Regions from separate parts of the Homo sapiens genome. Here regions 1, 2, 4 and 5 are each linked to region 3. A link is a loop called in an ENCODE intact Hi-C map of the cell type or tissue named here. Cell type or tissue: CD4-positive, alpha-beta T cell. All regions are shown on one strand. Region 1 overlaps DUS2 (dihydrouridine synthase 2). Region 2 holds the start of NRN1L (neuritin 1 like). Region 3 overlaps NFATC3 (nuclear factor of activated T cells 3). Region 4 overlaps NFATC3 (nuclear factor of activated T cells 3). Region 5 overlaps TSNAXIP1 (translin associated factor X interacting protein 1).

Region 1 (4,000 bases), 190 kb after region 3:
CATAGCGAAATCCTGTCTCTACAAAAGATTTTAAAATTAGCCAGATGTGGCTGGGCATGGTGGCTCATGCCTGTAATCCCAGCACTTTGGGAGGCTGAGGCGGGCAGATCATCTGAGGCCAGGAGTTCGAGACCAGTCTGGCCAACATGGAAAAACCCGTCTCTACCAAAAATACAAAAATTAGCCAGGTGTAGTGGTGCATGCCTGTAATCCCAGCTACTCAGGAGGCTGAGGCACAAGAATTGCTTGAACCCAGGAAGCACAGGTTGCAGTGAACTGAGATCACGCCATGGCACTCCAGTCTGGGCGATAGAGCGAGACTCTGTCTCAAAATAAAAATAAAAATAAAATAAAAATAAAAATAAATAAATAAATAAAATTAGCCAGGTGTGGTGGCATAAGCCTGTAGTCCCAGCTACTCAGGAGGCTGAAGTAGGAGGATCCCTTGAGCCCAGGAGCTCCAGGCTGGTCACTGCACTCCAGCCTGGGTGACAGGATAAGACTCTGTCTCAAAAACAACAATCAAACAAGCATTTTTGAGGATGTAGAGAAACCGGAAGCTTTGTGTGCTGTTAGTGGGATTGTAAAATGATGCAGCTATTATGGTTATGGGAAACAGAATGGAGGGTCCTCAAAAAATTAAAAACCACCATATGATCTAGCAATCCCACTTCCGGATATATAATCAAAAGAATTAAAAGCAGGGTCTCAAAGAGATTATTTGCACGCCCATGTTCACAGCAGCATTATTCACAATTGAAAGAGATAGAAGCAACCCAATGGCCATTAACGGATGAATGGATAAACCAAGTGTGATATATACATACAATAGAGTATTATTCAGCCTTAAAAAAGAAGGAAATCTTGTCACATGCTATAACATAGGTAAGCCTTGATGACATTATGCTAAGGGAAATAAGCCAGTCACAAACAATAAATATTGTATGATTCCACTTATATAAGGTATCTAAAGTAGTCAAATTCATAGAAATAGAAAGTAGAATGGTAGTTACCAGTGGCTGGGAGAAGGGGAACTGGGGAATTGCTGTTTAATGGGTGCAGGGTTTCCGTTTCACAAGATGAAAAAGTTCCGGAGGTCTGTTTCACAACAATGTCAATATACATAACACTACTGAACAGTACACTTACAAATGGTTAAGACAGTAAATCTTGTATGTTTTTTGTCACAATAAGAAAAAAAAAACTTTTAAAAATCACTCATTTCTCTTTTTTTTTTTTTTTTTTGACACAGAGTTTTGCTCTTGTCACCCAGGCTGGAGTGCAATGGCGCACTGGGCACATTGCAACCTCTGCCTCATGGGTTCAAGTGATTCTCTTGTCTCAACCTCCCAAGTAGCTGGGATTACAGGTGTGCACCACCAGGCTAAGCTAAATTTGTATTTTTAGTAGAGACAGAGCTTCACCATGCTGGCCAGGCTAGTCTCGAACTCCTGACCTCAGGTGATCCACCTGCCTCGGCCTCCCAAAGTGCTGGGATTACAGGCATGAGCCACTGTGCTTGGCCTAAATCAATCATTTGTGGGCCTCTGGGCTGTAGGACTCTGGGTCTCTTAAGAACATTGCCTTGTCCCTTGATCCTACTTAATAAGAAGTTTAAGTCTAACAGGTCAGTGTCTCTTCACAGACAGGAACACCAGAATCCCACCATTCTTATAAAAAGAAACAGGAACGCGGCCTCTGCAGCACCTCCCAAAAACTGTCATCACTCCTCAAAAATTCCTGACAGACCCTGATGTGGGAAGACTACGGCTCTCTTGCCTTTTACAGACTGGCTCATCCTCCAGAGGCTGAGGACTTTGTGGGTTGTGTTTTGTTTTGTTTTGTTCTGTCGCCCAGGCTGGAGTGCAGTGGCACAATCTCAGCTCACTACAACCTCTGCCTCCCAGGTTCAGGCGTTTCTCCTGCCTCAGCCTGAAGCTGGGACTACAGGTGTGCACCACCGCGTACAGCTAATTTTTTGTATTTTTGTAGAGATGGGGTTTCACCATGTTGTTCAGGCTGGTCTTGAACTCCTGACCTCAGGTGATCCACCTGTCTTGGCCTCCCAAAGTGCTGGGATTGCAGGCGTGAGCCACCACGCTCGGCGACTTTGTGGGGTTTTTAAGGAGGTGCCTACATGCTTGATATGCACGAGGTCCTGTGAGCTGGGTGAGGTCATTTGATTATCTAATCCCACAGATGGGCCACCTCACATCAACTCCCCCCCGCCACCCCCAGTAAGAACATCCACGCAACTGGTACTCCAAAGCTCACTGGCAAAACAACCATGGATCCACCAGGGGGCGCTGACACCACACTCAGCCATGCCCGGGGGCCCAGTCCCAGCCACCTACACAACCTAGGTTGACCTGCCTGCCTGTCTGCTCTCCATAGGTGGCAGATCTGGGTGGAAGGCTTAGGTCTCTGCCTAGGTAGATACCCCTTTGTTTATTTGTAAGTTATACTGACTCTCTCAGGGAAGAGCACATCAAACAATGCTAACAGATTTTAATTCATATTTCCTCTGCTCCATACAGGAGCAGGACCCTGGAAGAAAGGAATGGGCACATTTACTAGGAAAACCAAGTCTTGCCCAATTAGGAGGGTCACATACTGAAGTAATCACATAAATCGTGGGCCCTAAACTTCCAAAGGGCTTGAAAACAATCCTAAGGCCGGGTGCAGTGTCTCACACCTATAATCCCAGCACTTTGGGAGGCCAAGGCAGGTGGATTACCTGAGGTCAAGGGTTCAAGACCAGCCTGGCCAACATGGCAAAACCCCATCTCTACTAAATACAAAAATTAGCTGGACATGGAGGCGGGCACCTGTGATCCCAGCTACTCAGGAGGCTGAGTTGGGAGAATCACTTGAACCTGGGAAGCAGAGGTTGCAGTGAGCCAAGACTGTGCCACTGCACTCCAGCCTCGGAAGGCAGAGTGAGACACTGTCTTAAAAAAAAAAAAAGAAAAAAAAAGATTCCTGTCCTCTTCAAGCCCTGACCTTACCCATCACGCCAAATCCCCCAAATGAATCTTCAGGCCTCCTTCTAATGCCTTCCTTCCTCTTATACTACAAACATGCAAGTCATCTAGAAACAACTCCCTTCACCCTGCTTCCTCCACCTCAGGCTACCTGCCTGTACCTCCCTTAACTGAAGGGGTAGTTGGCAGCCCTATTTCTATTCCCTCATCTGCTATTCATTCCTCAAGCCATTAACTCCGTGAGTGTTCATGTCTATGTGCTAGAGCTGTCCTCCAGGGGTCTAATTTTCTTTTCCCTCCCTCCCTCCTTCCTTCCTTCCTCCCTTCCTTGCTTTTTTTCAAGAAACAGGGGGCCAGGCACGGTGGCTCACACCTGTAATCCCAGCACTTTGGAAGGCGGAGACGTGAGGATCATGAGGTCAGGAGATCGAGACCATCCTGGCTAACACAGTGAAACCCCGTCTCTACTAAAAATACAAAAAGAAATTAGCCAGGCGTGGTGGCGGACGCCTGTAGTCCCAGCTACTCGGGAGGCTGAGGCAGAAGAATGGTGTGAACCTGGGAGGCAGAGCTTGCAGTGAGCCAAGATCGCGCCACTGCACTCCAGCCTGGGCGACAGAGCGAGACTCTGTCTCAAGGAAAAAAAAAAATAGAAACAGGGTCTCGCTATGTTGCCAAGGCTGGTTTTGAATACCTGGGCTCAAGCGATCCTCCTGCCTAGCCCCCCACAGGCATGAGCCACTCTGCCCAGCCTAATTTTCAAGTCAAATACCTGCTTGGTCTTTTTGCAGCTGGATTTCTCTGCATTACCTGACATGGTTAACAAACCTGACTTTTGCCTTCCCTGACACTACACTCTTTTTAATTTGCCTATTTTTCTCATTCTTTTACCTCTTCTGTCATTAATTCCTATGCGCCAACACACATACCCAGTACATAAGGGTTTGTTTTCCGCCAATCTCCTCTTAAGTCTTCCATTCTCTCTATATAGTGGTTTTCTTTTTCTTTTGTACATT
Region 2 (4,000 bases), 350 kb after region 3:
GGCGCAGGGGCCATGGGGAGTGCAGGCGCTGTAGCCCGCAGCGTCTCCTGGTTGGTTTCGGAGCCTGTGCCGCGCTCCCGAACATGCACCGGGGCACCGCACAGAGTGTGCAAGTTATTCGGACGGGGGGCCTGGCGAGCTTCTTGCTGTAGTGATTCCCACACTGCAGCTGCCTCCTCCGGACAGCCTGACAGGACCTGAGAGGCACAGGCATGGAAGTCATTCCAAGACCTGTTAAGGGAGTGGGATTAGGGGGATTAGGTGAGGCAAGGAGACTTTAGCTTGGGAAATAAAAGGTTCAGTCCCCAATGGTGGCACAGGTTGGGCCACTGCCTCACACCCGCCGGTACCTGCAGATGGTCTCCAGCTCGCCTCCGCGGCCCATGCTGTCCCCCAAGCGGATGAGACACTCGGCGAAGCCCTGGTATATGGTGTCACATCGGTTTGGGCCCGCTGCAGCTGCTGCCAGGGGAGGTAAAAGGACTAGAAGTGGGGCGGGGGTGGGGTGGGGAAGGAATGGTAGATAGGATGAGCCAGGCTCATCCCCCAGCCCCCAGGGGCTTGTTTACCTGGGAGCACTCTGGGGATGTGACTCAGCGGAAAAAGGGTGCCCCAGGGAACTAAAGGGCAAGTCTGGGGATTACCTACCCAGGCCCCCTTCAAGGTAGGACCCAGACTGGGATTTGTACAGGGGAAGGGGGTGTTGTGTACCCCAGGTCAGCTCTTCCTTTGAGCTTCTGGGGCCGCAGGTGGGGTGACAAGGGTCCATGTAAAGGAGTCAGGACAGGGTGGAGGGGAGGGAGGTCCAGAGGCCCCGGACCAGGAGCAGGTGCATCTCTCTGCGGTTTAGACAAGCTTTGCTTGGCCCTCCGAACTCTCTCTAAAGATAAATATTTTTGGAGAGACAAGGCAGGATGCAGAGGTATTGGGATCCAGGCCAGACCCTCAGAGAGGACTTAGGGATCCTACGACTGGTCTATAAGTCCTGCCATTGGCATGTCTCCCTTTATCATAAGAGGGGATGCAAATTTTGGAGTCCTTCTCCCATAACTGGGGCTGTTTGTGCCTCTCACTTTCTGTCCTGAAGTCACCAGCACACCTTCCTGGAGCCCTTACAACTCTTCTCCACCCTGGCACCCAGCGTTCCCACACACCCTATGCCCAGCCTGGCTTGGCTGGGCGAGAAGGGGGTGTGGCCCGGGCCCCGGATGCCCGCACTCACCGAGGGGCAGCAACAGCAACGGCCTCAGGGCATGGGGTGGTTGCCGGCAGCAGCAGCGGCGGCGGCAGCAGCGCATCATCCCTGGCTGAGAGCCTAGTGCAGGAGCTAGCTGCTTGGAGTGCAGCCCGTCCGCCCAGCCCCCGGAGGGAGGGACGGTGATTGGATGGGAGCTGGGGGTGGGGCTCCGAACCCAGCCGGCGGCTCCGCCTCCAACACCCAGATGGGAAAAGGAGCGAGGAGACCTCAGAGAGCAGAAATTCGCAGGAGCACAGGCTGGTGCTGGGCAGGCCCCTGGACCCTCACTCCATAGAAGGAGGGAGAAGGGAGATCTGGGAAGGCAGTTGGAGCAGATGAGTGGGTAACCCGGCCCCTTGGCTGGGTTGGCCTCGACAGAGCTCCACGGGCAAGAGATGGGCAGAGAACGAACAGACGGCAGTTATGAGAGTCACACCAAAGACAAACCAAAAGCACACACATACTCCATTTTATTCCAAAAGCATTTAATTGAATTTCTCAATGTTTTTCAAAAACAAAAAGATCCAAATTAGAGGTAAAAAGGAACATGGAAAATTCCACTCAAGTGGTGTCACGATCTCAGGGTCATGCTCCAGGCATGGCAGAACCCAAGCAGGCGCAATACCTGCCCTGGGCCCAGCTAAACCTTCTGACTACCACACGCTGTAGACCACGGCCAGTGCTCCCTGCTCCCTGACCCCCAAACACCCCAGAGATGGGGGCCTGAGCAGGTAAAGGCCAGCCGTGACCCTGCCCCAGCCTAGGCCTGTCTGCTGGCCTTCAGTGCCATCCCACCCCTGGGCAAGGCAGGCTTAGCAGCTAAGGGAGGCTGGGGGTCACGAGGCCATGCAGCATGAGGCTGAGACGCCGAGCTGCTTTGCCAAGTGAGTTGTGTGGCTCAGCCTGCAGGAACTGAAAAAGCTTTTGGCGCACCTGGGCCATAACGGAGCCCATGTGGTCCCGAGTGATGGGGTCACTGTGGTCCAGGTGCATCACGGCCTCTTCCAGGTAGCTGGGGATGGGGGGGAAAGGACAGGCTACAGGTGGGTGCCAGCAGACGGGAGCGCCCCCTGGTGGCACCGAGGCCCAGAGGGAACCCTCTGGGTGAAGGCAGAAAGGACTGGTGGAGAAAATTAGGGAGAGGATTCAGGCAGAAGTGGGCGTCAGCTTCAAACTGCTCCCTCCCACTGCCCCACTCCCCAGCTCATCTCCCCATCCCTGGCTGTCCCCACTTACCTGAGCTTGAGGTCAGTTCGAGTGCCAAGGTCAGATGCCAGCTGCTGGATGAGGGAAAGGAGCACAGGCTGGGAGAGCGGGCAGGGTGGCTGCCCAAAAACCTGGGCTGGGTCCACAGTTTCACACACATACAGCACCAGGTTCAGGTCAGCAGCTGTCAGCGCCTGGAGGAGAAAAAAGCAGCAGTGTTTATAGCAAATATCAGGATGGAATGTCTGCTTGTCTGAACTGTGTGGCCTGGGGGAGGATGACCACAGGGTGGGCTAGTGAGAGCTCCAGAGGGACTCAGAGAGAGCCTGTAGGGCTGTGTAGTTACCCTAGGGGATTGGGAAATGGGTTCCTGAGAAGGGTAGTTGTAAAGCAAGGTGGGCTAGGTGGGAAGAAAGGGGTCCAGGAAGAGGAAGCAGCAGGGACAATGGCCTGGAGGCCAAAGGGAACCAAGAACAGTCTGCTGGGGCCAGAAGGTGCAAAGGTGGTGGGTGGAGTAGAATGTATGGTATGTGGGCCTTGTCAAGAGACACGTGACCCTTAGCAGGGCCTAATGCCTATCGTACCTGCTGGAAGGCCTGATTGAGGTGGCCCTGCTGCAGCAGCTGCAGGATATGGGCTTGCTGGGCCTGGCAGTCAAGGTGGGCAGAGGGGACAGGTGTGCCAGCAGCTGAGCGCATGGCCTGCATGATGCTGGAGGTGACGGCGGCCTGCTGCTCCTTGAGCGCCACACTCACCTCACCCTTAACGATGCGCTGTACCTGTGCTAAAATGGACTCCTGCAGGCTGCAAAGGGAAGTGAGTGAGGTGAAGTGGACAGGGAGCCTAGTCTGGCCTTTCTCAAGCCCACCACCTTGCCCAGTACTCTGCCCACACACCTGCCCACAGCCACATGCAGCTGGTGCTGCACCTCAGCACGAACACTGCCGGCCACGGTGGCTGCCATCTGCTCAGTGGCACTCTGCAGTGTGCTGACCAGGCCCCGCAGCTGGGCTAGCACAGGCTCCCTGGCCTCCTGTTCCCGTGCCTTCCGGCTCTTCATGTGGCTTTCTAGCTGCTGCAAGTCTGAGGGGTGACCACAGGGACTATAAGAGGAACAGTAGGAAAGAGGATAACCCCTCCCACCTTGGGCCATATGACCCCACTCACATTCCTGTGTCCCCAGCCGGAAGCTATCATTGATTTGCTGGAACATGGCCTGGCAGCTCTTCTCAAAGGCCGGCAGCACCACACTCTGGAAGGCTTCCCGGTAGGCAGCCTGCATCGGCCCTTGTAATGTGTCTGCAGCTGCTCGGGCGATGGCATCAGTCAAGTTCTGGGGTTAGAGGGAGGGGCCAAGTTGAAAGCCTGAGCCCAGCCTGGCCTGACTAGGCCCAGGAACCACCACCTCCACCCACATCTTGGGCCCTATAGCACCTTGGACTTGAGCAGCTTGGAGATGTTCTCTTTCATGCTGCCCTCCACAGCTGTGAGCTTGGTAGCCACTGAGTTGCTCAGTTGGCCTGCCATAGGCTCCAGACTCCTTGAGACACCTGGGAG
Region 3 (4,000 bases):
CGCCCTCTTTGCTTGTGAGGAGCTGGCACAGGCTGCACTGCGCAGGCACAAGGGCATGCTGGGTAAGCGATACATTGAACTCTTCCGGAGCACTGCAGCCGAAGTGCAGCAGGTGAGCGCCCAGGGCTCCCCACCCCCAGATGTACTGTTACTCCAGGGCGGCCCTCTGTGTCCCTGCCCTACTTGGCATGACCAGCCTGTTGCTGCCTTCCTTACTAGGTCTTGAACCGCTATGCATCCGGCCCACTCCTTCCTACACTGACTGCCCCACTGCTGCCCATCCCCTTCCCACTGGCACCTGGGACTGGGAGGGACTGTGTACGCCTCCGAGGCCTGCCCTACACGGCCACCATTGAAGACATCCTGAGCTTTCTGGGGGAGGCAGCAGCTGACATTCGGCCCCACGGTGTACACATGGTGCTCAACCAGCAGGTGAAGCCACTGCTTGGTAGGGGGAACACATAAATAGGAAGGGGTGTGTGTTAGGGGTAAGGCACTCTTACACATGACAAACTGCTCACAAGATGGTGTGCACAGGGCCGGCCATCGGGCGATGCCTTCATTCAGATGACATCAGCAGAGCGAGCCCTAGCTGCTGCTCAGCGTTGCCATAAGAAGGTGATGAAGGAGCGCTACGTGGAGGTGGTCCCCTGTTCCACAGAGGAGATGAGCCGAGTGCTGATGGGGGGCACCTTGGGCCGCAGTGGCATGTCCCCTCCACCCTGCAAGCTGCCCTGTGAGTGCCCTAGGGGCTAGGGGAGGAGGAGGCCTGTGGTAGCCAGGCTGTTGTAAGCCCCTACCTTCTATAGCGGGGACTCCTTTCTGGCTACCCCACCCAGGGCAGTGCTGGGCTCCGTGCACATGCACTTTCTACTTCCGTCTCTAGGCCTCTCACCACCTACCTACACCACCTTCCAAGCCACCCCAACGCTCATTCCCACGGAGACGGCAGCTCTATACCCCTCTTCAGCACTGCTCCCAGCTGCCAGGGTGCCTGCTGCCCCCACCCCTGTTGCCTACTATCCAGGGCCAGCCACTCAACTCTACCTGAACTACACAGCCTACTACCCAAGGTACCCTGCAGCTAAGAGAATATCACAGTCCCACTCCCTGTCCCAATCTGGGGAAAGGTCACGATCCCCTTTCTGGACCAGATAACTCCTCCCTTGAGATGACAAGGGAGTAAGGTGGCAGCTGGCTAATGCCATCTACAAAACAGATCGAAAATGACTCTGTAGAGGCTGGGGCTTCAGGGAGGAACTGAATTAAGCACAAGGCAGAAACAAGGGAGGAGGGAAACAGGTCTCGGTCTAGGCCACAGGTGGCATGCATGACTAAACCTTGTCTCTCCCACCCTAGCCCCCCAGTCTCCCCCACCACTGTGGGCTACCTCACTACACCCACTGCTGCCCTGGCCTCTGCTCCCACCTCAGTGTTGTCCCAGTCAGGAGCCTTGGTCCGCATGCAGGGTGTCCCATACACGGCTGGTATGAAGGATCTGCTCAGCGTCTTCCAGGCCTACCAGGTGAGATTGTGTGGCCGGAGGGCCTGGCGGGTCTGGCTGAGCTCTCTGCCCTAAATCTGTGTCCCTTCTGTAGCTACCCGCTGATGACTACACCAGTCTGATGCCTGTTGGTGACCCACCTCGCACTGTGTTACAAGCCCCCAAGGAATGGGTGTGTTTGTAGGAGAGAAAGCCAGGAGGTAAGAGCCAGCTGATATCCTCGGCGAACATGTCTCTCCTGAGTCCAGAAGACCAGCACCCTCAACCTGGTAGCTTCTTTCTGGCTTGTCAAAGCTCTCAGAAGGTACCTAGAGGAGCCCAAGCCCCAGCTCCATCCTCCACTTATTCTGCCTGTTTCCCCCAAAGACAATGGCTGGACCCTGCATGCAGGGCTGGGGGTGGAATGGGGCTAACCAGCTCCTGATGGCCTGAGCCAGGCATCTTGACTGGCACCTGGAGAGCCCTTAAGTCTGTCCTGGCTGTGGCCCATGCCGACAGATATCGTGGGGCTGACAGGTCCACGGCAGGCTTGCTTTCTTTTATAAAATGGAAGCTCTGGTACCTTCAATGTATGACTCCTGGGAGAATCAAGGGTCCATCTGAGCCTCTGAGTAAAGATCCCAATGTTCTACCTCTCCCTGTCCCTCTTGTAGGGGATAGGGAGGCAGAGAGAGCCAGCCCCTACCCTCAGAGTATCTGGACCTCAGAGACCATGTTGTGCCAGGGGTGGTCCCACCTAAAGATGCTAGCCCCTCTCCAGGTGGGCATAAGGAGTAACAGATGGCAAAACCACAAACTATTTTGATGGACTGTGCTGCAGTATCACCAGAAGACATTAGGGGGCAGTAGGCCCCCACACAAAACCTTCAGGCTTGAATTTTAAAGGGGAGGACTTTCTGCCAACTTTTCTTGTATGCCTTGGGAAAGCCAGTTGCCCTGAACCCAGCAGACACCATGGAATGTCCTTTGCACGCATTAAATGGTACAGAACTGAAGCCTCGGAAGCAATTTGGAACTCGATCTTCTCTTCCTTAAATGAAAAGTTATTGACCAAATGGACTTTTTAAAAGACACAGGACCCTTAACTTTGCCCCAAAGTGAGGGGCTCCACACCAACCCCAGGCGGAGGAACACTCAGACAGATTAAGGATACTGTTGACCTGTCACTGTTTATTATTTCAGCACTAAAACTGAGGAGCCTCAACTGCTGGCTCTTCTTCCCTTTGTATTTGTGTAAGGAGCACTGCACTCCCATAAAAGGTTTTAAAATACAAAATGTACAAGAACACACAATTCCAAGTGCTGTAAACATAACTGAGAACCAGTTCCTTTACTAAACATCCATTTTATAAAACACAAGGTTTCAATTTGAGCCCATCTGAGCCTTAAAGATCCATTCTGAATACCAAAAACAGGGCTTCACAGCCAGGCCCAGAAGAGGTCTGGTGATAATGGCTGGCCCTGGGTGGGGATAGTTTACACCCGGGCAGCAGCACCACACATGAACCCAAAGACATGTTCTTTTTAAAGCTGTTTTCAGCCATGTTTCTCTGTGCATCTCCAGTAAGCAGAAGGCTACCCATTCCATTCCTCAACCCAAGAGCTAGCACAGTTAGAGTAGGAGGGGGTGCGTACTAGCACGTGCCCAGTTGCTCAGTGCTGCTAGTAGAAATTGATTTGCATAGTCCAATGGATGTGTGCTTTAACACCACTATGTTGCACAAAAATTTAAGTCTTTATCTACAAAGCCAAAAAATATTGACTCTTAACACCAAAGCTTTTACAAAGCTGATATAAAACTGCTTACATAGTATACAAAGCTCTATTTTAAAATTTAATGTTTATTTTAAATAGGAAAGCATTTCTAGTGCTACAGGCATCAAGGTATTTAGAAGGCATCAAAATTTGGTGCATAGCAACTCTGGATCATAGAGGCTTTTAATTCTTGAGGGCACAAAGGGTATTGCAAGGGGAACTCTTGCAATAACCTCATGTGAGGCAGCTACACCAGGGGCAAAAGGGTAGGGGCAAGTCTGGCCATTTCTCTGGAATGTCAACCGAGAGGCCAACTTCTTGCCCCTCCAAAGGAAGCTGTGGGCGTCCAACCACAGGCCCAGAAGCAAATCTCACTATCCACATTCTGTGACACAACTCACTTTTCAAGAAAATTTGAAAACACCCAGCTCCAAGAGGGGCCACAGTGATCTGCTGAAGAATAGACCTTTTTCTCTAACTAACTTTAGGGGAGAAATCTAAAATATATTTTGTTTTTTTTAAAGACCATACTTCCTCATCCTGAGTCAACAGCTCCTAACCTACTGACAACAGGTGGTGGGCAATAGGCCAGCTCCCTTTCCCAGACCTGAACTGGCCTTAGTAGAGAGAGTCCTGGCATCAAGGGCCTGCAGTCTCCTGGAATAACAGCATCAGGCCTTCAACCAGCACACTGTCTCACATATAGGCACTCAAAAAATCTGCTTCCTGAATCAATGGAAG
Region 4 (4,000 bases), 53 kb after region 3:
AGGGGTAGTGAGAGAAGGAAGGCTTCCTGGAAGAGCTCTTGAACTGAGACTTAACATGAGACAGAACTCATAATATGAGGAAAGGGTAATTATAGACAGAAGAGACAGCATGAGCACAGGCAAGATGACATGAACCCCTAAGATATAGAGACTTAACAAGCAGCTGTGATGCTGTATAAAGTATGAGGCAAGGAGCAGTAAGAAAGAGGGTTGGAAAGACTGGCAGCAGATTATGGCCTGAATGCCATAATAAGGAGCCTAGAAAATGAAGGGGATCACTGAAGGTGCTTTTAAAATGGGAGTTACATGTTTACAACTGCAATCTCCTCTAAAACCAGTAACTGCCACCATTTAACATGATTCAACTTCAGTCAAAAGCTCTTAAATGTGAAGCTCTGGGCCAAATAAATGAATTCAATAATACCTATTAATTGTATTCATGCACAGATGAATTTTTACAGTGGAAAGGAAGGGACAGCTCTGAGACACCGTCTCTTCCTCCTGCTCCTTATTCACCTAAAATGTGACACCTACAGAAAGACCTTTCTTGATGACTTGATACAAACAGTTCACAATTCAGTCTCTATCACTATACCCTCTTCATACAATTTTATCTGGAATAATCTTGTTCATTTATTTGTTTATAGGTGCTTCCCCCACTACAATGTAAGCTCTATCAGAGCACACAACCTGAAGGTTGTATTCAACATTATGTCCCCAATGCCTAGACTAGTGTCTATATCACATAGCACTGCTACATAAATAATTGATGAATTAATAAATTATGAAACAGAACTGATGTTTTTTGAAGACAGGCAGGGTATGGGTCAGGGTTGAAGGGAAGTTAATTTTAAAGGAGAATAAGACAGCCACATACTTCCAGCTCAAAGAGAAGATGCTGATATTATTAATCAAGTTAAGAAACCCAGAGAGAAAAACTAGTTTGTAAAGTCAGATATGTTTTCATATTTTAAGTATCAGTGAGACATTTATGAAGCAATATCCAGTGGGTATTTTAAATTTCAGGTTAAAGTTTAAGAGAAACATGTTGCTACAGAGAGAGATTTGGGAGCTAATAAAATTTCTCAAAAAGAAGGAAAACAATGAGAAGAAAAATAAGTAGAAAACCTTAGAAAACATCTATATTTAAGAGCCAGAAAAATTCGTATAAAAAAACAAACAAGAATAAAGATGTGTGAGAACCAGATAACAACAAAGCCAAGGGGGAAAAGTGTTAAGAAGGAGAGTAAGTAGCTGGCTGTCAAATTTTTAGGTGATTATGATTTCAATGAAGTGAAAGACAAAAGATTAAAGAGTAGCAGGTAAGGAAATGAAAGCATATGATACTACTTTTTTGAGAGGGTGGATGCTAAGCGATAGAGAAATGAAACAAAAGCTTAAGAGGATGACAGATTTAAGAGAAAGGGAATATTTAGGATGAGAAGACATAAACATAATTAAACTCCAAGAAGAAGGATCCAGTAGAAAAAGATAGAGAAATTATAAAAGAGAGGTGATGGGGGCACCGTATAGCCTTTAATACTTAAGTTTTAAAAAGACAAAAGAATGAAAACATTAAAATTTTAATTAAGAAAAAACATAATAAAAAAAGTAAAAAGAAGTTAAATATAGAAATCAGTGAAACAGAAAGGCACACTGAAAGGTTTGATAAAGCCAAGAACTATGGAAAGACTGGTAAAAAATCCAGAAATGGCATAAATAAATAACAGGAATAAAAGAGTGGGGGGATATAACTCCAGATGCAAAAAGAGAATACTGTGAGTTAATTAATGTCAATAGATTTGAAAATGTAGGGGAAAGGAATAAAGTCCTAGAAAAATATATATGACCAGGCGGGCACATAGGCTCACGCCTGTAATCCAAGGACTTTGGGAGGCCAAGACGGGCGGATCACCTGAGATCAGGAGTTCAAGACCAGCCTGGCCAACATGGTGAAACCCCATCTCTATTTAAAAAAATACAAAAATTAGCCAGGCGTGGAGGCAGGTGCCTGTAATCCCAGCTATTTGGGAGACTGAGGCAGGAGAATCACTTGAACCCGGGAGGCAGAGGCTGCAGTGAGCCAAGACCACACCACGGCATTGCATGCAGCCTGGGAAACAAGAGCGAAACTCCATCCCAAAATTAAAAAAACAAAAAAAAAAAAAAGAAAAGAAAAGAAAGAAAGAAAAATATATATGACCAGAACAAACTCAAGAAGAAACAAATCTGACTAGTCCTACAACCACAAATAGAAATATATCACAAGTTAATGGCTCCCCACAAAGACAGTCCCCTGTCCAGAAGGTTTTGGAGGTGAGCTCTGTCACATGTGCAAGGGAACATGAGAGTACTCAACAGATACTGTTAATGAATGGAAAAAGAAGAAGCACTTCCCCCAAATCACTCTGATATCCGGAATATATAAAGAATTCCTTAAGTCACTAAGAAAATGAAAAATGATCCAATGGAGAAAACAGGCAAAGACACAGTTATTGCATAGTAAATGAAATATTAATGGTCCATAACAACCTCAACAGCTATCAGGGAAATTCAAACCCAAATTTCAAAATACCATTTCACCTCTAGTGGATTAAAAAAATTTAAGAATTTTAATATTCTTGCCTATGCCTACCAGGTACAGCAGTGCCAAAAACTGGACAATATCGAAATATCCAGTAAGAGAAAGGATAATAAATTGTGGTACATTCATACAACGAAAAACTTTATAGTAGTGAAAGGTCTTCAGTTACATGGATCAGTCTTAAAACATTAAGACCTCTGAAAATACAATTTTTCAAAGAATAGAGGCAATATCGTACAAAGTCCAAAAACAGAAAAAAAAAAAAAAGATGTTGAGCATTTAGGTTGTTTCCATTTTTTGGCAATTATAAATAGTTTTATATGGTTGAAAAGCAAGGGTTACAGCCGGGTGCGGTAGCTCACGCCTCTAATTCCAGCACTTTGGGAGGCCGAGACGGGTGGATCGTGAGGTCAGGAGTTAGAGACCAGCCTGGCCAATATGGTGAAACCCCATTTCTACTAAAAATCCAAAACTTAGCTGGGCATGGTGGTGGGCGCCTGTAATCCCAGCTACTCGGGAGGCTGAGGCAGGAGAATTGCTTGAACACGGAGGTGGAGGTTGCAGTGAGCTGAGATAGTGCCACCGCACTCCAGCCGGGGTAACAGAGCGAGGCTCCGTCTCAAAAAAAAGAAAAGCAAGGGTCAATTCAGATGATGGTTCCATTTGAGAAGGGGGACCCAGGGGCTTTCAAAGGTAAATGTATTTCTTAAACTTGGTAGTAGGTTTAAGTATTTGTTATATTATATTATTCTTATAAAAACAGTCTTTCATGACTGGCGCGTAGATCCTAGCACTTTGGGAGGCTGAGGTGGGCAGATCACTTGAGGTCAAGAGTTTAAGAACCAGCCTAGCCAAGGTGGCAAAATCCCGTGTCTACCAAAAATACAAAAATTAGCCAGGTGTGGTGGCGTGTGCCGGTAATCCCAGCTACTCGGGAGGCTGAGGCAGGAGAATCGCTTTAACCTAGGAGGCGGAGGTTGCAGTGAGCCAAGATTGTGCCATTGCACTCCAGCCTAGCCAACAGAACAAGTCACTGTCTCAAAAAAAAAAAGTCTTTCATAAGTTTTAAACATTTTTAAAACTGAGAGGAAACAACTGATGTAAAAGTGTTTTAAATATGCACAAGAAGGAATAAAATCAAACACCCTGATAAACACTGAATTCTTCTACTTTAAAAATAATTGAGGTATAATTCACATACTATAAAATCCATCCTTTTAAAGTATACTACTCAGAGGGTTGGGGGATATTCACAGAGCAGTACAACCATCACCACTATCTAATTCCAGAAGATTTCCATCACTCCAAAAGGAAACCCAGTTCCCATCAGCAGTCACTCACTACTGACAACTTCCTCCAACCACTGGTAAGCACTAATCTACTTTTGGTTTCTGGATTGCCTATACTGGACATTTT
Region 5 (4,000 bases), 410 kb after region 3:
ACCACCATTCCTGGTTAATTTAAAAAATCTTTTTTGTAGAGATGAAATCTCCCTGTGTTGCCAGGCTGGTCTCAAACTCCTGGTCTCAAGCAGTCTTCCTTCTTTGGCCTCCCAAAGTGTTAGGATTACAGGTGTGAGCCAGCCTTGTTTTTCAGAATTTTATTTATTTATTTTTTTGAGACTGAGTCTCGCTCTGTCGCCCAGGCTGGGGTGCAGTGGCACAATCTCTGCTCACTGCAGCCTCCACCTCCTGGGTTCAAGTGATTGTCCTGCCTCAGCCTCCCGAGTAGCCGGAATTACAGGCGCATGCCACCACGCCCAGCTAATTTTTGTATTTTTAGTAGAGATGGGGTTTCACCATGTTGGCCAGGCTGGTCTTGAACTCCTGACCTAGTGATCTGCCCACCTCAGCCTCCCAAAATGCTGGGATTACAGGTGTGAGCCACTGCGCCCGGCCCAGACTATTTTTTATTATTTGTTTTTATTTATTCATTTATTTTGAGACGGAGCCTCACTCTGTTGCCCAGGCTGGAGCGCAGTGGCACTATCTTGGCTCACTGCAACCTCCACCTCCCAAGTTCAAGCAATTCTCCTGCCTCAGCCTCCCGAAGAGACTGCAGGCACGCACCACCACACCCGGCAAATTTTGTATTTTTAGTAGAAACGGAGTTTCACCATGTTGCCCAGGGTGGTCTTGAACCCCTGACCTCAGGTGATCCACCCACTTCGGCCTCCCAAAGTGCTGGGATTACAGGCGTGAGCCACCGCGCCCGGCCGTTTTTCAGACTTGTAAAAGACCAGTCCTTGGCCGGGCGCGGTGGCTTACGCTTGTAATCCCAGCACTTTGGGAGGCCAAGGCGGGCAAATCACGAGGTCAGGAGACGGAGACCATCCTGGCTAACACGGTGAAACCCTCGTCTCTACTAAAAACGCAAAAAATGGCCGGGCGCGGTGGCTCACGCCTGTAATCCCAGCACTTTGGGAGGCCGAGGCGGGTGGATCACGAGGTTAGGAGATCGAGACCACGGTGAAACCCCGTCTCTACTAAAAATACAAAAAAAAAAAAAAAATAGCCGGGCGCGGTGGCGGGCGCCTGTAGTCCCAGCTACTCAGGAGACTGTGGCAGGAGAATGGCGTGAACCCGGGAGGCGGAACTTGCAGTGAGCCGAGATCGCGCCACTGCACTCCAGCCTGGGCGACAAAGCAAGACTCTGTTTCAAAAAAACAAAAAACAAAAAAAAAACCGCAAAAAATTAGCCAGGTGTGGTGACACGTGCCTGTAGTCCCAGCTACTAGGGAGGCTGAGGCAGGAGAATCGCTTGAACCTGGGAGGTGGAGGTTGCAGTGAGCCAAGACTGTGCCACTGCGCTCCAGCCTGGGCGAGGAGCGAGGCTCCGTCTCAAAAAATAAATTAATTAATATTAAAAAAAAAAAAAAAGACCAGTCCTCGTGTTCTGTCTACTGTTTCTACCGGGAGAAAATGTGGCTACCCTCCTTTGCTTGCAGAGGCGAGTGGAAGCTGGAGAACCAGCTGCCAGGGCCGGGTCTCGGCTAGGTTATTAACAGCTGAGGGATCTCCGCCCGGGTGGCTGGAACGCAGTGCTCCCGGGCGCTCCGTGCTCTCTGCTTCCCCCTGTAGGTAAAAACGGGAAGGCGGCCCCGGAGGGACGGCGGGAGGGAACACTGCCCCCTGGTGGTTGATGCCGCGCAAAAGAAAGAATGAAAAAGCCTGGCCCACAGAAGGTGGCAGCTGAGAAGGGTGCCCGGGAGCCTCAGAGCTCTCCCCTAGTCATCAGGTTTTTGGGCTGCGCTTGGTCTCTGCGAATAATCCATACTGACCCCTCCTTTCTCCTCCCTGGAGTCACTCCCGCAGGGGTGTTGGGAGTCCCCAGCCCCACAAAGTGTGTGGCCCATGTGTTTCCAAATTCCCCACGAGGGTCAGGGTCACAGAAGGAAAACCACCATACAGCCCATGCTGTTCCACTGTGAGCCAGAGTTGTAAGTTTACTCAAATGTGTTTTTTCCTTTATGAGATTTGGACAATGGCTATTTGCTGATTAATAACAATCCTATGATCATATCAACAAGAGCCCAAAAGTACTTAATAAGACAGCATTGGGGCCAGGTACAGTGGCTCACGCCTGTAATCCCAGCACTTTGGGAGGCCGAGGCGGGCGGATCACGAGGGCAGGAGATCGAGACCATCCTGGCCAACACGGTAAAACCCCATCTCTACTAAAAATACAAAAAAAATTAGCCAGGTGTGTTGGCGGGCGTCTGTCCCAGCTACTGGGGCGGCTGAGGCAGGAGAATGGGGTGAACCTGGGAGGTGGAGCTTGCAGTGAGCCGAGATTGCGTCACTGCACTCCAGCCTGGGCGACAGCGAGATTCCGTCTCAAAAAAAAAAAAAAAAAAAAAATTAGCCGGGCATGGTGGTGTGCACCTGTAATCCCAGCTACTCAGGAGGCTGAGGTAGGATAATCACTTGAACCCAGGAGGCGGAGGTTGCAGTGAGCCGAGATCGCGCCACTGTGCTCCTTCCTGGGTGACAGAGCAAGACCCCATCTCAAAAAAAAAAACAGTATTGAGCTCAGTGTGGTGGCTCACACCTGTAATCCTAGTGCTTTGGGAGGCCAAGGAAGGAGGATAGCTTGAGCCCAGGAGTTCAAGACCAGCTTGGGCAACGTAGTTAGACTCTGCCTCTACAAAAAATGCAAAAAATAGCCAGGTGTGGTGGCGCACTCCTGTAGTCTCAGCTACTCAGGAGGCTGAGTGGGAGGATTGGTTCAGCATGGGAGGTGGAGTCTGCAGTGAGCTGTGTTTGTGCCACTGCACTCCAGCCAGAGTGTCAGAGCAAAACTCTGTCCCCCCCTGCCAAAAAAATTAGCTGGGTATGGTGGCATGTGCCTATAGTTCCAGCTACTTGGGAGGGTGAGGTGGGAGGATCACTTGAGCCCTGGCATTTGAGACTGCAGCGAGCCATAACTGCACCACTGCACCACTGCACCCTGACAGGCAAAAGCCTGTCTCAAAAAAAAAGATGGCATTCTTTTTTTTTTTTTTTTTTTTTTTGAGATGTAGTCTTGCTCTGTTGTCCAGGCTGGAGTGCAGTGGTGTGATCTCGGCTCACTGCAACCTCCACGTCCCAGGTTAAAGCAATTCTCGTGCCTCAGCCTCCTGAGTAGCTGGGACTACAGATGCACCACCATGCATGGCTAATTTTTATATTTTTAGTAGATATGGGGTTTCGCCATGTTGGCCAAGCTGGTCAAACTCCTTACTTCAGGTGATCCGCCTGCCTCGGCCTCCCAGAGTACTGGGATTATAGGCATGAGTCACTGCGCCCGGCTCTTTTTTTTTTTAATTTAAATTTCATTTCTCTTCTGATACCTTTGGTACAGCATTCATTTTTATATACAAACTTTAAAAAAGAGGAATGGCGGAGAGATCCGGAGTGAACATGGTAGAGACGCATCTCTTTCCTCCTGCCTTCACACACCTACTCAGCAATTATGGAGCTATCAACATTTGGCAGACATTCAGGTAGCCTGTTAGATTCTAGGGCCATAAAGATAGAAAGATACAGTCACAGCCATGAAGGACCTTGGCAGATCTGGTGTGACCGTCCCAGCAGGTAGCACAGTGCCTGGTGTGTTGGCGGGAGGGATGAGAGGTAAGGGCCGCTGCAGAATGCTGAGCTGCTGGGGAGGGATGTCTGTGGGCAGAGGCGAGTTCTCTCTCTGCCTAGGGAGATCCGGGAAGGCTTTTCAGATAAGGAGCAGGCAGCCAGTGTACACCCTTCTCCCCAAAGCCTGGTGGGCCTGGCCTCTCTGAGCCACACTCTCTAACTGAGAAGAAGCCACTCTGGTGGGCATGTTTCAGGTGGGCATGTTTCAGGTGGGTGGTACTCTTGGGTTGCAGGAAGGGAGACGGATAGGGTCTGGGGGCTGACATTTGGGGTTCCAAAACAACATTGTCACTAACCAGCGTCCTTCGTTTC

Evidence for each region. A loop is a pair of places that touch in the nucleus more often than their neighbours do. Peaks named below come from ENCODE experiments on the same cell type or tissue, not always from the same donor. Only the 100,000 strongest peaks of a DNase experiment are listed, where the experiment ranks them.
Region 1: a loop joins it to region 3, with 8 times the contacts of the local background. A loop is called at or near these places in 9 of 110 quality-filtered maps.
Region 2: a loop joins it to region 3, with 10 times the contacts of the local background. A loop is called at or near these places in 14 of 110 quality-filtered maps.
Region 4: a loop joins it to region 3, with 2.3 times the contacts of the local background. A loop is called at or near these places in 4 of 110 quality-filtered maps.
Region 5: it touches region 3 in a loop (18-fold over the local background); 25 of 110 quality-filtered maps call a loop at or near these places.

What each region holds. Positions count from the first base shown.
Region 1 is chr16:68,039,056-68,043,055 of GRCh38, reverse strand. The region is part of intron 3 of DUS2 (dihydrouridine synthase 2); the gene reads right to left. Among named protein-coding and RNA genes, the nearest start is that of DUS2, 18 kb to the right of the region's middle. In CD4-positive, alpha-beta T cell, CTCF peaks have their summits at 2,104 and 2,315 (motif pointing right); a DNase peak (open chromatin) is centred at 2,315.
Region 2 is chr16:67,882,205-67,886,204 of GRCh38, reverse strand. EDC4 (enhancer of mRNA decapping 4) reads right to left here. Exons shown (of 29, transcript NM_014329.5): 24 at 3,878-3,993; 25 at 3,611-3,776; 26 at 3,340-3,526; 27 at 3,028-3,247; 28 at 2,474-2,637; 29 at 1,706-2,249. The coding sequence ends at 2,057. It overlaps NRN1L (neuritin 1 like), which reads right to left and starts at 1,320. Exons shown (of 3, transcript NM_198443.2): 1 at 1,223-1,320; 2 at 351-483; 3 at 1-231. The coding sequence starts at 1,301. RefSeq lists enhancers at 726-1,233, 1,234-1,743, 2,049-2,228. In CD4-positive, alpha-beta T cell, CTCF peaks have their summits at 2,101 and 2,303 (motif pointing left); a DNase peak (open chromatin) is centred at 2,284.
Region 3 is chr16:68,227,914-68,231,913 of GRCh38, reverse strand. It overlaps NFATC3 (nuclear factor of activated T cells 3), which reads right to left. Exons shown (of 10, transcript NM_173165.3): 10 at 2,655-4,000. It overlaps ESRP2 (epithelial splicing regulatory protein 2), which reads left to right. Exons shown (of 15, transcript NM_024939.3): 10 at 1-112; 11 at 220-432; 12 at 538-736; 13 at 887-1,073; 14 at 1,360-1,525; 15 at 1,599-2,881. The coding sequence ends at 1,688. Among named protein-coding and RNA genes, the nearest start is that of MIR6773, 3.6 kb to the left of the region's middle. In CD4-positive, alpha-beta T cell, CTCF peaks have their summits at 2,139 and 2,342 (motif pointing right); a DNase peak (open chromatin) is centred at 2,353; H3K27ac peaks cover 1,281 bases.
Region 4 is chr16:68,175,202-68,179,201 of GRCh38, reverse strand. All of the region lies in intron 6 of NFATC3 (nuclear factor of activated T cells 3), which reads right to left. Among named protein-coding and RNA genes, the nearest start is that of MIR6773, 56 kb to the left of the region's middle. In CD4-positive, alpha-beta T cell, no CTCF peak of the experiment used is centred here; no DNase peak of the experiment used is centred here.
Region 5 is chr16:67,814,386-67,818,385 of GRCh38, reverse strand. TSNAXIP1 (translin associated factor X interacting protein 1) reads right to left here. Exons shown (of 16, transcript NM_001288990.3): 2 at 3,985-4,000. Among named protein-coding and RNA genes, the nearest start is that of TSNAXIP1, 9.5 kb to the right of the region's middle. RefSeq lists a silencer at 1,086-1,268. In CD4-positive, alpha-beta T cell, CTCF peaks have their summits at 1,462 and 1,667 (motif pointing left); a DNase peak (open chromatin) is centred at 1,635.